Regions from separate parts of the Homo sapiens genome. Here region 2 is linked to region 1. A link is a contact called in ENCODE Hi-C or POLR2A ChIA-PET data. All regions are on one chromosome and are shown on one strand. Each heading gives the region's core, a stretch centred on a gene start or an enhancer-like site at or near the end of the contact. The rest is flanking DNA. Distances are from core to core; before and after follow the strand shown.

Region 1 (5,492 bases), core at 1,332-3,831:
GTAAACCAACCTTGTCAGACCTATGGATTCATTCTATGTTAGCCAGAGTGCTAGTTTTTAATCCTCAATTAGTATAACCACTATGAAACCTGCTGCCTGGTATTTAAAAACTATTTTTTTCTCTCAGTGAAGAAATCAGTGCATTTCTTCAAAGGCATGCTTTCCTTTGCCTAGGAAGTTAATCGACTAAATGTCTTAGTCCATTTTGTGTTACTAGAACAGAATACCTGAGACTGGACAATTTATAAACAAAATAAATTTGGCTCATGGTTCTGGAGGCTGGGAAGTCCAAGATTCAGGGTCCGCCTGTGGTGAAATCCTTCATGTTGCATCATCCCATGGTGGAAGGCATCACATGGTGAGAGAAGGTGAGAGTGCACAAGGTACAGCGAGAAAAAGAGGGCCAAACTCTTGGGCTAACTAGTCCACCCCTGTGATAATGGCATTAATCTATTCATGAGGAAAAAGTCCTCATGACCTAATCACCTCTTAAAGGTCTTACCTCTTTTTTTTGAGATGGAGTTTCACTCTTGTTGCCCATGCTGGAGTGCAATGGTGCAATCTTGGCTCACCGCAACCTCTGCCTCTCGGGTTCAAGAGATTCTCCTGCCTCAGCCTCCTGAGTAGCTGGGATTACAGGCATGCACCACTATGCCTGGCTAATTTTGTATTTTTTTAGTAGAAACGGGATTTCTCCATGTTGGTCAGCCTGGTCCTGAACTCCCGACCTCAGGTGATCCGCCTGCCTCAGCCTCCCAAAGTCCTAGGATTACAGGTGTGATCCACCGCACCCAGCCAAAGGTCTTACCTCTTAAAGGTCCTATCTTTTAATACTGTTGCAATGACAGTTAAATTTCAACATGAGTTTTAGAGGAAACATTCAAACCATAGCACCCAATTTTGTAATTTTTAAACCTCTGGTGGTTTTATTTTATTCCTTGACATCCCTAATATTTGAATATCCAGGTCTATTGATGTTTTACCTTCTAAATATTTATCATATGCATTCCAAGTACCGTGAATCTGGTTCAACATGGACACATAGAGGGGAACTACACACACTGGGGCCTATTGGAGGATGGAAGGTGGGAGGAGGAAGAGTATCAGGAAAAATAACTAATGGATACTAGGCTTAATACCTGGCTGATGAAATAATGTGTACAACAAACCCCATGACACATATTTACCTATGTAACAAACCTGCACATTGTGCATATGTACCCCTGAACTTAAAACTTAAAAAAAAAAAATCTGGTTCAAATTGCCATGTCTTTAGGTTGTGGTAAATTTTTCCTAACTGGTTTCCATGTTGCTAACTTTATGCCTTAACTACTGTCTTAAATCTCTATGTTGGGTAGAAATTATATTCAAGATTCTAAACCACTTAACTAATCGGTGCCCTTTAAGAACTGCCTTTATTCCTCAGACATAAGTTTAAGATGCTAGGTGCCAGATCAAGAGAACCTCGTGTCTCATATTAACTCCTTGTCACCTTTAACTGAACTGCCACGTCTAGTCTTATAACTTATTTTCTGGTGGTACTGAATTACTCATAGTCCTCTGTGAAAACATGCCACAGCCTTCATGTAAACCACTCCTTGCTATTCCTTGTTTTATATGAGCTTAGTTGTAGAGGATGAATATAATTTAGCCAGGTGTTGTGTCAGGCAGGATCCCAACAGGAAACAGATGGCATACACGAATTAGGATCATTTAAGGAGGGTTTATTTACAAAGGGTTTAATTAAAGCATAGGTGGGGTGAAGAGGACTACAAGAGAGTGCAGGAACCCAAGACTAGAAGCAGCTACTACTACCACTAGGCTAGAAGAGATGAGGGGAAGGAAAGGTTGCTGGAAACTAGAATGAGAGAGAATCCTGTAGAGCAGGCCCATTGAGAGGAACAGATCTTCCGCAACAGGGCCAGGCCAAGGCAACATCACAGGAGGGAGTCCTGGGAATAAAAGCCTGAGCACATTTACCTATTTCCTTGTCATCTTGCCAACATTTTCACAGGTGCCTTTATCTTCTGGCTTCCAATCTATACAGATCAGCATCTCTGGACAGGGAGAGGTAAGGAAAAGGGTAGAAAAAGTAGATCTGGAGGGGAAAGGAAAATACCCAACGTGGGCTCATTCCAAAAACCTTGGGCCTTGATCTTTTGTTTTTCCTCATGTAAGCGCATATATTTAATCTCTCTTACTAGACTATGTCTCAAGGAAAGAGATTGCTTTACCCAGCTTTGGGTCCACAGAGCCCCAAACATAGGAAGTTTCATTGAGTTTAACTGGCCAGGTTCACCTATATCTTTTCCTATCCTTCCCTTGCCTTTGGAAGCACCCTTTCTTGAATTATTGCCTCTTGATTACCTTGTGCTTGGTGTGTCTCTCTTGGCCCCAGGCATGGTGTTACTACACTAGGCTTCATCTTGAATTGAGGTGGGGACCCTGGCAATCAAAGCCAACTTCTGCCAGATGCCCAGGAGAGTGAAGAGAAGAAAGCAGAAGGTCTTTTCCACGAGGTGGTCTTTTGCTGCCACCTTCTGGCATCCTTTCACTACACCCCAGATTCTCAGGAAATTGAATCAAGTCACACCTCCCCAGGGGAGGTGGGCCCAGGGGGAGTGAAAGAAGCAGACCTTACTCAAAGACAAGAAGGCTCAGCTGGCCCTGGTCTCCTGTTGGTTAGAGGGCAGCAAAAGCTAGCATTTCAAGAAGCAATAAAATACAATTTTTCTAGTCTTTAGATGCCGAAACCTAAACTTTGGTTTCATCCTCTTACTACAGCTCTAATTCAAAAAAAAAAAAAAAAAAAAAGAAATGCCAGCGACAGCCACCTCTTTGCCTCTCCACCAACTTCTGTACAACTGCCAGCACAGATATGGAGATATCCTACTTCTCTGCCATGCTTGGAGTGGTTGCCCAAAGGGCAGGAACTGACTTATAGGTTTTTAATTTTTTTATGTGTGGTTATATATATATATATAAACATAAAGCCATTGTAACTATTTTTAAGTGTGTAATTCAGTAGCATTAAGTACATTCACATTGTTGTGCAACCATTGCCACCATCCATCTCTAGAACTTCCTTATCATCCTAAACAGAAAATCTCTACCCATTAAACAATAACTCCTCATTCTTCCTACCCCCAGCTCCAGTAAACTCTATTCTACTTTCTGTCTTTATGAATTTGCCTATTCTAGGTACTATATAGAAGTGGGATTATACAATATTTGTCCTTTTATGACTGGCTTATTTCACTTAGTATAATGTCCTCAAGATTCATCAATGTTGTAGCATGTATCAGAATTTCATTCCTTTTTATAGCTGAGTAATATTCCATTGTATGTATATAAATGTGCAGAAAATATTGAAGGATACAATAAATAGCAAAAAATAAATGGTATAAAAATGTTAGAGAGATTAAGAAATTTTAATAACTGAAATTGCAGTTATAGTTAAACTTCCTTTATTCCCCTTCCCAATCCTATTCTCCCTCCTCCCTCCCTAAAGGTAATCACTACCCTGAAGTTGATGGGTTTCTTCCCATTTTATATTTTTATATTATATGTTTAGTTTTCCAAAACAATATATAGTATTCTCTTGTGTTTTTATATTCAATAAATAGCATACTCTATGTGACATTCTGAAGTTTCCATGTCTCACTGTTGTTTTCAAGATTTATCCATGTTGATGCATGTGGTTCTAGTGCATTTCATTTTACTGTTTTATCCTTTTAAGTATGTGCATGTGACATATTAGCCATCATCCTATTGCTGAACATTTAGGATGTTTCCAGGTTTTTTTTTTTTTTGCTGTTACAAATAATGCTGCCATGTATTATTTGTATCCTTACCACATTTCTTTGAGCACAGGCTTTTCCTGGGGTCTGGAATACATACCCTGAACTAGAATTGCTGAGCTACAGGCCATGCACATCATCACTTTTACCAGATTCTGCTAAATGTCTATTGGTACAGCAAAATAGCACTTCAAATTTGGACAGCAGTGTTTGAAAGTCCCAATTTTTCCATACTCATCTCCAATTAGTATTATCAGTCTTTTTACTATTTCTCAGTCTGTTGGATAAAAATGGTATAATGGTATCTAATTGCTTCAGTTTTCATTTCTTTGGTTTTTAGGGGAGATAAGCATCTTTAGTATGTTTATTAGTCATTTGGAGTTTCTTATCTATAAAAATTCTAAGACTCATTTATATTTTAGAGTTTGAAGGAGTTCTAAAACCTATCCGCCCAATGAAAACTTATTATGGGTGTTTACCTATTTCCTTTATGAAGGCTTATTTATGGGTGTTTACCTATTTCCTTTTAGTGAGAGAACTTCAATTTCATGTTTCAGGGCTTGCTGCCACCAGATGTCAGCACTGTACCATAATCTCAGAGCCCAGCTTTGCCGGAAACGTGTTTTCCGTGATTCAAGATGGTGGGTCTTAATCATGTTTGGTAATACAATTGGATTTCTGCACATTTGTGCAAATAACTTGTAAAAATTCAAATATACTTAAGTAAATTATATTCTTTAGAACAAAGTTTTAAAGCAAGTTGAGCCCTGAGTCTAAATATCTGCATACATATTAGATTTCTGATTTCTACTGTGTCAATCTTAAAATTAGATGGTAACAAAATGTTAAAGCCAACATCTTTCGAATGATTATGTGCAGAGAACTGAGCTAAGCGCTTTTGACATATAGCCACGTGATTCTTACTGCAGTTATGTAAGGCAGGCGTCCTCACCTCATCTATCAAAAAGGGATAACTGAGACATAGAGAGGTTAAGTCAGTTGCTCACTAGCACACAGCTAGTTAAATGTCACATCTAAGGTCTTTCAACACAGGCAGGTTGCTTTCAAAGTCTGTATTCCCTGCTATTATGCTACTCTGGCTCTCAACATATGGAATTCTGCAATCAGCCTGTGTCCAAATCCCCTAGGGAGTTTGTGCTTAGGGATAAGAATAAACTTGAGCTAACAAGGGGGAATCCTTTCTAAAACTGTCTCCTGGTGGTGGAGGCGCATCTGCTTATTTCTGAGGTCAGCTGTATCTTCTAGTAAGAAGGCTTTTTTTCTTTTTTTAATCTTCCTTCTTTCAAAATCAGTTTCTAAAATAATAACCCAATTTTTTTTTTCACTCTGCCTCTTGGCAAACTTTCTCTGAATTTTACAGCATCCAACAAAAAATACCTGTGTGCTAATGCTGTATGTGTCAGGGTATTTTCCAGCGTATTTGCCACCTTCCCGTTAGTACCTATGCTCACAATATACCTTCACTTGGAAAGAAGACATTGCCTTGTCTCTCTGCTTCTTATCTTTTGTGCTCACAACAGATTAGCACCAGGCGGATAACAGATATAAGAGGGTGTGGTCTAAATACTAGAGAGAAGTAGAGACACCTGACCCCTGCCTTCAAGCTTCGGAGTGCTCACTCCTCACTTTTCACCCCCATTGTCCAGTCACTGTGTTTCACTAAACATGGGG
Region 2 (5,492 bases), core at 1,698-4,197, 150 kb before region 1:
GAGAAGAAAGTAGACTGTGGGTTTTCTTTCCCCATGGCCAAGTGCTGAGCAGATGCTTCCTGCTACAAAGACTATGGCTATGGTTCCTGCCCCTAACTTGCCAGAGCTCTCATGCTCTTTGCTCATCCTCAAGTGTGGTCCTCCAGCCTCACATCAGTTCTGTAGGTCCTCTCATTTCCTTTCAGTACATTCCCTCTTGTTAGCCTGAGTTGGTTTCTATTGCTTGGTACCAAGACCTCTAATATGAAGATGGCTCATTCATTATTAGAAACCATTAACTTCATTTCATTGTGTAACAGCCAAAGTGCTAAGAGAAGCAATGGTGAGTAGAGGTGAGTCCCTAGGAAATAGACCAGAAATAGGTAGTTTATAAGGCCTTATTTGCTAATTTATTTTACTTTAAAAATCAATGCCTTGTAAATGTTCATAAGGCCAAAATCTTTTCTACCAGTATAATTTGCATGATAATTTGATTTTTTTAATTAAAACATTTACTTGTAGAAAGTCTACTGCATGCACTGCAGAATACTGAAAGCTGTATTGGATTTTTTAAAGGGCTAAAACAAAACTTCTGACCATCAGGGCAAGGACACAAGACATCACAAACACGTGTAAGCACACCTCCTAACTGAGTAAGAATATATGGCAGCCATTAAGTGACAGAGAAGTAATTTTCCCTTCCACATAGCAAATTCAAATAACCTTGGCAGAATATGTGATCTCGTTTCTTATCTGAAAATGTTATGTTGTAACGCTGCAATACAACTTTTTGAGACTCCAAATCCTTTATCATCATCACCACCATCATCACTAACATTTATTGAGATCCTTCTCTATGCCTGACACTGGCTAAAGCCCTTCATATGCATTATCTCGTGCAATGCTCACTCCAACCCTGTGAAGGCAAGCGCTATTGATATTTCCATTTTATAAATAAGGAAACTAAAGCCCAGCGGCAGTAGCTAGTACATCATAGAATGGAAATTTCCTGCTCCCAAAGCCTTTGCTCATAAAACATGCTTTCCTGCCTCCTATACAGTTGATGGAATGTGGAGATAGGTTTGTTCTAGAGGCATTTTTAAACTTCCAACTTTTTCTTTCCCAAAAGAAAGAGAACTTTGAAATGTGAAACTTAGAAATCTTCCACATGTACCTTTTCTGTTTCTAAGGAGTAAAAATAGAGACTTAAGAAGCTTCAGGGGTGGAAGACGACCACTGAGGGAACATAAACAGCTTTGGAAAATGCTAATACATACTCTGAGAGAAATGGGCAAAGACATTTTACATAGAAAACAAAAATAGCTATGGAGAAGAGAGGGGCTGAGGTTAAGTAATAGCTCAGGGGCAGCCTCAGAGCAGCTGGTCCTTGTTATAATTCCTCCTTTAACTGAAATCTGGAAAAATCTACATTTTCCTCCATAAAATGTACGTATAGTCAAGGAATAGTCTAATGCAAAACTGATCTTTGCTTTGGAAAAAAATTTTATTAAAAAACATAAATATTGCCCGGGAGGCTGAGGCAGGAGAATTGCTTGAACCCAGGAGGCGGAGGTTGCAGTGAGCCGAGATTGCACCACTGCACTCCAGCCTGGGCAACAGAGCGAGACTCTGTCTTAAATAAATAAATAAATAAATATTCTCAATAGTCTGGGAACATAAAGAAAAGAATTATAAATATAACTCAACAAAATGTGTCCCACATTCCTAACGAAGTTCTTCACAGAAAGATGCCAACTTGAGTATGATTTCACACAAGGTCCAAAGACCCCTTGATCTGAGCCTTGATAAACAGTGGTGGCAGGAGAAGTAAAGAGTTCAAGGAAAGAGGAAAATCTGGCCTGGCAATCATTTTAGAAATGGGAGCCACGGAATATTTTAAAAGAAGAGGCGGTGGCTCACACCTGTAATCCCAGCACTTTGAGAGGCTGAGACAGGCAGATCACCTGAGGTCAGGAGTTTGAGACGAGCCTGACCAACATGGCAAAACCCTGTCTCTACTTAAAAAAATACGAAAATTAGCAGGGCGTGGTGATGGGTGCCTGTAATCCCAACTACTTGGGAGGCTGGGGCAGGAGAATCACTTGAACCCAGGAGGCAGAGGTTGCAGTGAGCCGAGATCACGTCACTGCACTCCAGCCTGAGCGACAGAGCACGACTCTGTCTCAAACACACAAACAAACAAAAAAACCCGTCTCTACTAAAAATACAAAAAATCAGCCGGGCATGGTGGCAGGCACCTGTAATCTCAGCTACTCGAGAGGCTGAGGCAGGAGAATTGCTTGAACCCTGGAGGCGGAGGCTGCAGTGAGCCGATATCGTGCCACTACACTCCAGCCTGGGCGACAGTGCGAGACTGTCTCAAAAGAAAAAAAAAAAAAAACAACAAGAAGACCATAAAGGCCCATAACATAAACTTCTTTGCTGTTGATAAAGGATTTCATCAATTAGTTTCACCCCTATCAGTTTCTGGCTTCTCTGTTCTCGTTTCACAGAAAACCCAAACCTGCTAAAAAGAAATGCACATATGTGGGGAACACTTTTGCATGTGTGAATCCCTAAAGTAGTGCAGTAGGGGGGCCTGGAAGATGTCTTTTGGCTGAGTGAGAACTGCCTGACAGTGTGGACCCTCTCAGTCTCCAAAATGTGGTTCTATAGTATTCTCACCAAGGTGTCAGCAGTTTCTCAATACTAAGCCACTTCTCAGTAAGGAATGCCTTCATGACCTAAGAGGGTGAAGCAGGGGCTCTGGGAATACTTCCAAATGATTACTGCTCTTTAAAATTAAAGGAGAAAAATCTAGTGTAATGGTCAAGTTCATTTTGTACCTACACTCTGAAAGCTTACTAGTTTTCCAAAGTGGCCTTTAATCTCTAAAGGGCAGTGTCTTTGATACAGCAGAAATTGTTTATGTCAAGCAGAACGCAATGTCCCTGGAACCGTGCCCCAAAACACTTAAGTGACTTTGAGAAACTACATCTTCAATCTACTAATGTTCACAATAACAGGAGACTATTGCCAGGAGATGGCAGTTTATGGCTCCCACATAATTCTTTATTGTTGGTCCTATAAGATAAGCTAAGTTTATAGTAAGCAAAATAGCATTTCCTGATTGGCACGTTGGAGAGTTTGATCTCTCTGTACTTTTATATTTGAGTTAAGCAAAAGGAAGTGAGTGTTATTAGAGTATCATAAGTCACTGGGGAAGCTGCCAAATAGCCTTCTTTAATCATCTGGAAAATAAAAGAGTTATCTTCCAGATTAATTTAGAAACATGCCTGTACAGCTTATATGAATACCTTGAGACCCTTCTAGTCCCATTGTTTTGTGACAAAGCCTGTAAGATGAATCTTTTGATGATTTCTTTTCTATAGTTTATAACAATGCTTTAAATTTTAAAATCATCTAAGAAGAGACCCATTAAATAGGATGGTAGTTTTGTGTTGTATTAATAGTTTACAAAAGCATTATCTTCCTCTTTCCAAATGCAGGTATCCAAGCTCTCTTCAAACATACATAGCTTCACTCTATCTAGAAAAAGCCTTCATACCCTACATGGAGACGTCTGTCCTTTTCATTTGTCATCCTCTTTGCATTCTTTTAACAGTCCCACTCAAATGATGCCCCCATTGCCTTCATATCCTTCTGTTTTCTAAAATCTGACTTGTATCCTCAAAAGTCCGTGGATGCCCTTTTCTCTATGGTCACCAATGAGCTCCTTTTAGCCAGATATGAAGGGATGTATCCATCCCATTAGCACTTGGCTGCATCTGACACCACCCCATCAGATAGTGCTAGTTGTCCCAAGCCTCAGCCTAGTTCCCCAAGACCCCTCCTTCTATGATCCACTGAATCCCCCAGAGTCTGATCCTTAGCCTTTTCCTTTCCTTCTGCCCACCCCTTTCCCATTTCCCTGGGGAACTCATCCACCCTCAAATTTGTTATTATATTGGCACAGTCTTATGGTTTACATTTTTCATGCCTCTGCTCCATGTTTATGAATACCAAATTATCTATAACCTCTCACACCATTTCAAGGGCTGGCAGCACATTCCTATGTGTTTGCTTATGACCTGACACTTCATATTCTCAGCCTCTGTCTCAAGACTTGTACAGCTACCAATGCAATGGGCGCCTGAATTGTGTAGTCCTATCTCTGGAAAAATAGAACCATTAAACTCAGATATAAATGATGCCATACCATCAATAATGAAGGGTTTTATTTGTTTTTTTTGACAGGATCTTTCTCTGTCACCCAGGCTGGAGTGTAGTGTTGTGATCACAGCTCACTGCAGTCTCAAACTCTCAGGTTTAAGTGATTCTCCAGCCTCAGCCTCCCAAGTAAGCTGGGACTATAGGTGTGTGCCACTATGCATGGCTAATTTTTGTATTTTTATTTATTTATTTATTTATTTATTTATGTTGTAGAGATGGGGCCTCACTTTATTGCTCAGGCTGGTCTTGAACTCCTGGGCTCAAGTGATCCTCCTGTCTTGGCCTCCCAAACTGCTGGGATTACAGGCATGACCCACTGTGCCTGGCCCCAACAGTGAAGGGTTTTAAAAGAAATTTATGTCATCTTCTCCAAGGGATTCTAGTTATATACAGAAATTACAAACAAAACAGTTAAGATAGAAACAATAATGAGTTCTTCTGGCGGCTTTTGTGTAATTAAAGATAATTGACAGAGTTTTTTAAAAAAATAGTTTTCCTCTTTCACAGATGCCATTAACTCAGGAGAAACAGGAAGTGTGAAAAAAGATGAAAATATCACATTGTGAGGACAAATAGCTATTTAACAGCTTTATTAACATATCATTCACATATCCTATAATTCATCCATTTATAGTGTACAATTCAATGGTCTTTGGTATATTCACAGAGCATGCAACCATCATCACATCTCATTTTAGAACATTTTCTTTACCCTGAGAAGAAGCCCTTAATTATTAGTAGTCACTCTTCTTTCTCTGACACTGCATTTTGAAGAACTGCCAAACTATTTTCCAAAGTGGCTGCACCATTTTACATTTCTACCAGCAATGGGTGAGGTTTCCAATGTCGCCCCATCCTGCACAACACTTATTAATGTCTGCCTTTTTTATTACAGCCATCCTGTTGGGTGTGAAGGGATATCTCATTGTGGTTTTGACTTGCATTTCCCTAATAACTAATAACATTGATCATCTTTTCAGATGCTTATTGATCATGTGCATATCTTTTTTTTGGCAAAGTATCTATTCAAGTCCTTTGTCCATTTTTGAATTGGGTTGTTTGTCTTTTTATTATTGAGTTGTTAGAGTTCTTTATATGTTCGGAATACAAGTCCTTTATCAGATATATGATTTGCAAATATTTTCTCCCATTCTATGGATTGTCTTTTCAGTTTCTTGATGGTATACAAATGACAACACTTCAAAAACTTTTTTTGATGAAGACCAATTTATCTATTTTTTCTTCTGTTGCTTGTGCTTTCAGTATCATCAAATAAATCA

What was found. A loop is a pair of places that touch in the nucleus more often than their neighbours do. ChIA-PET counts read pairs that join two places held with the same protein, here RNA polymerase II (POLR2A). Pooled maps may share reads with other maps.
Region 2: a loop to region 1 is called in a pooled map, with 4 times the contacts of the local background. The contact joins two enhancer-like sites. A Hi-C loop is called at or near these places in 1 of 168 maps with a recorded cell type or tissue (Caco-2) and 4 of 50 pooled maps. POLR2A ChIA-PET finds 5 or more read pairs at or near these places in 1 of 52 experiments (MCF 10A).

The regions. Positions count from the first base shown.
Region 1 is chrX:43,556,905-43,562,396 of GRCh38, reverse strand. No RefSeq gene overlaps it. Among named protein-coding and RNA genes, the nearest start is that of MAOA, 97 kb to the left of the region's middle. Within about 2 kb of position 2,581, at least 3 of the 41 ENCODE cell types and tissues checked have a DNase peak (open chromatin) inside an H3K27ac peak, as active enhancers do.
Region 2 is chrX:43,705,551-43,711,042 of GRCh38, reverse strand. All of the region lies in intron 3 of MAOA (monoamine oxidase A), which reads right to left. Among named protein-coding and RNA genes, the nearest start is that of MAOA, 52 kb to the right of the region's middle. Within about 2 kb of position 2,947, at least 13 of the 41 ENCODE cell types and tissues checked have a DNase peak (open chromatin) inside an H3K27ac peak, as active enhancers do.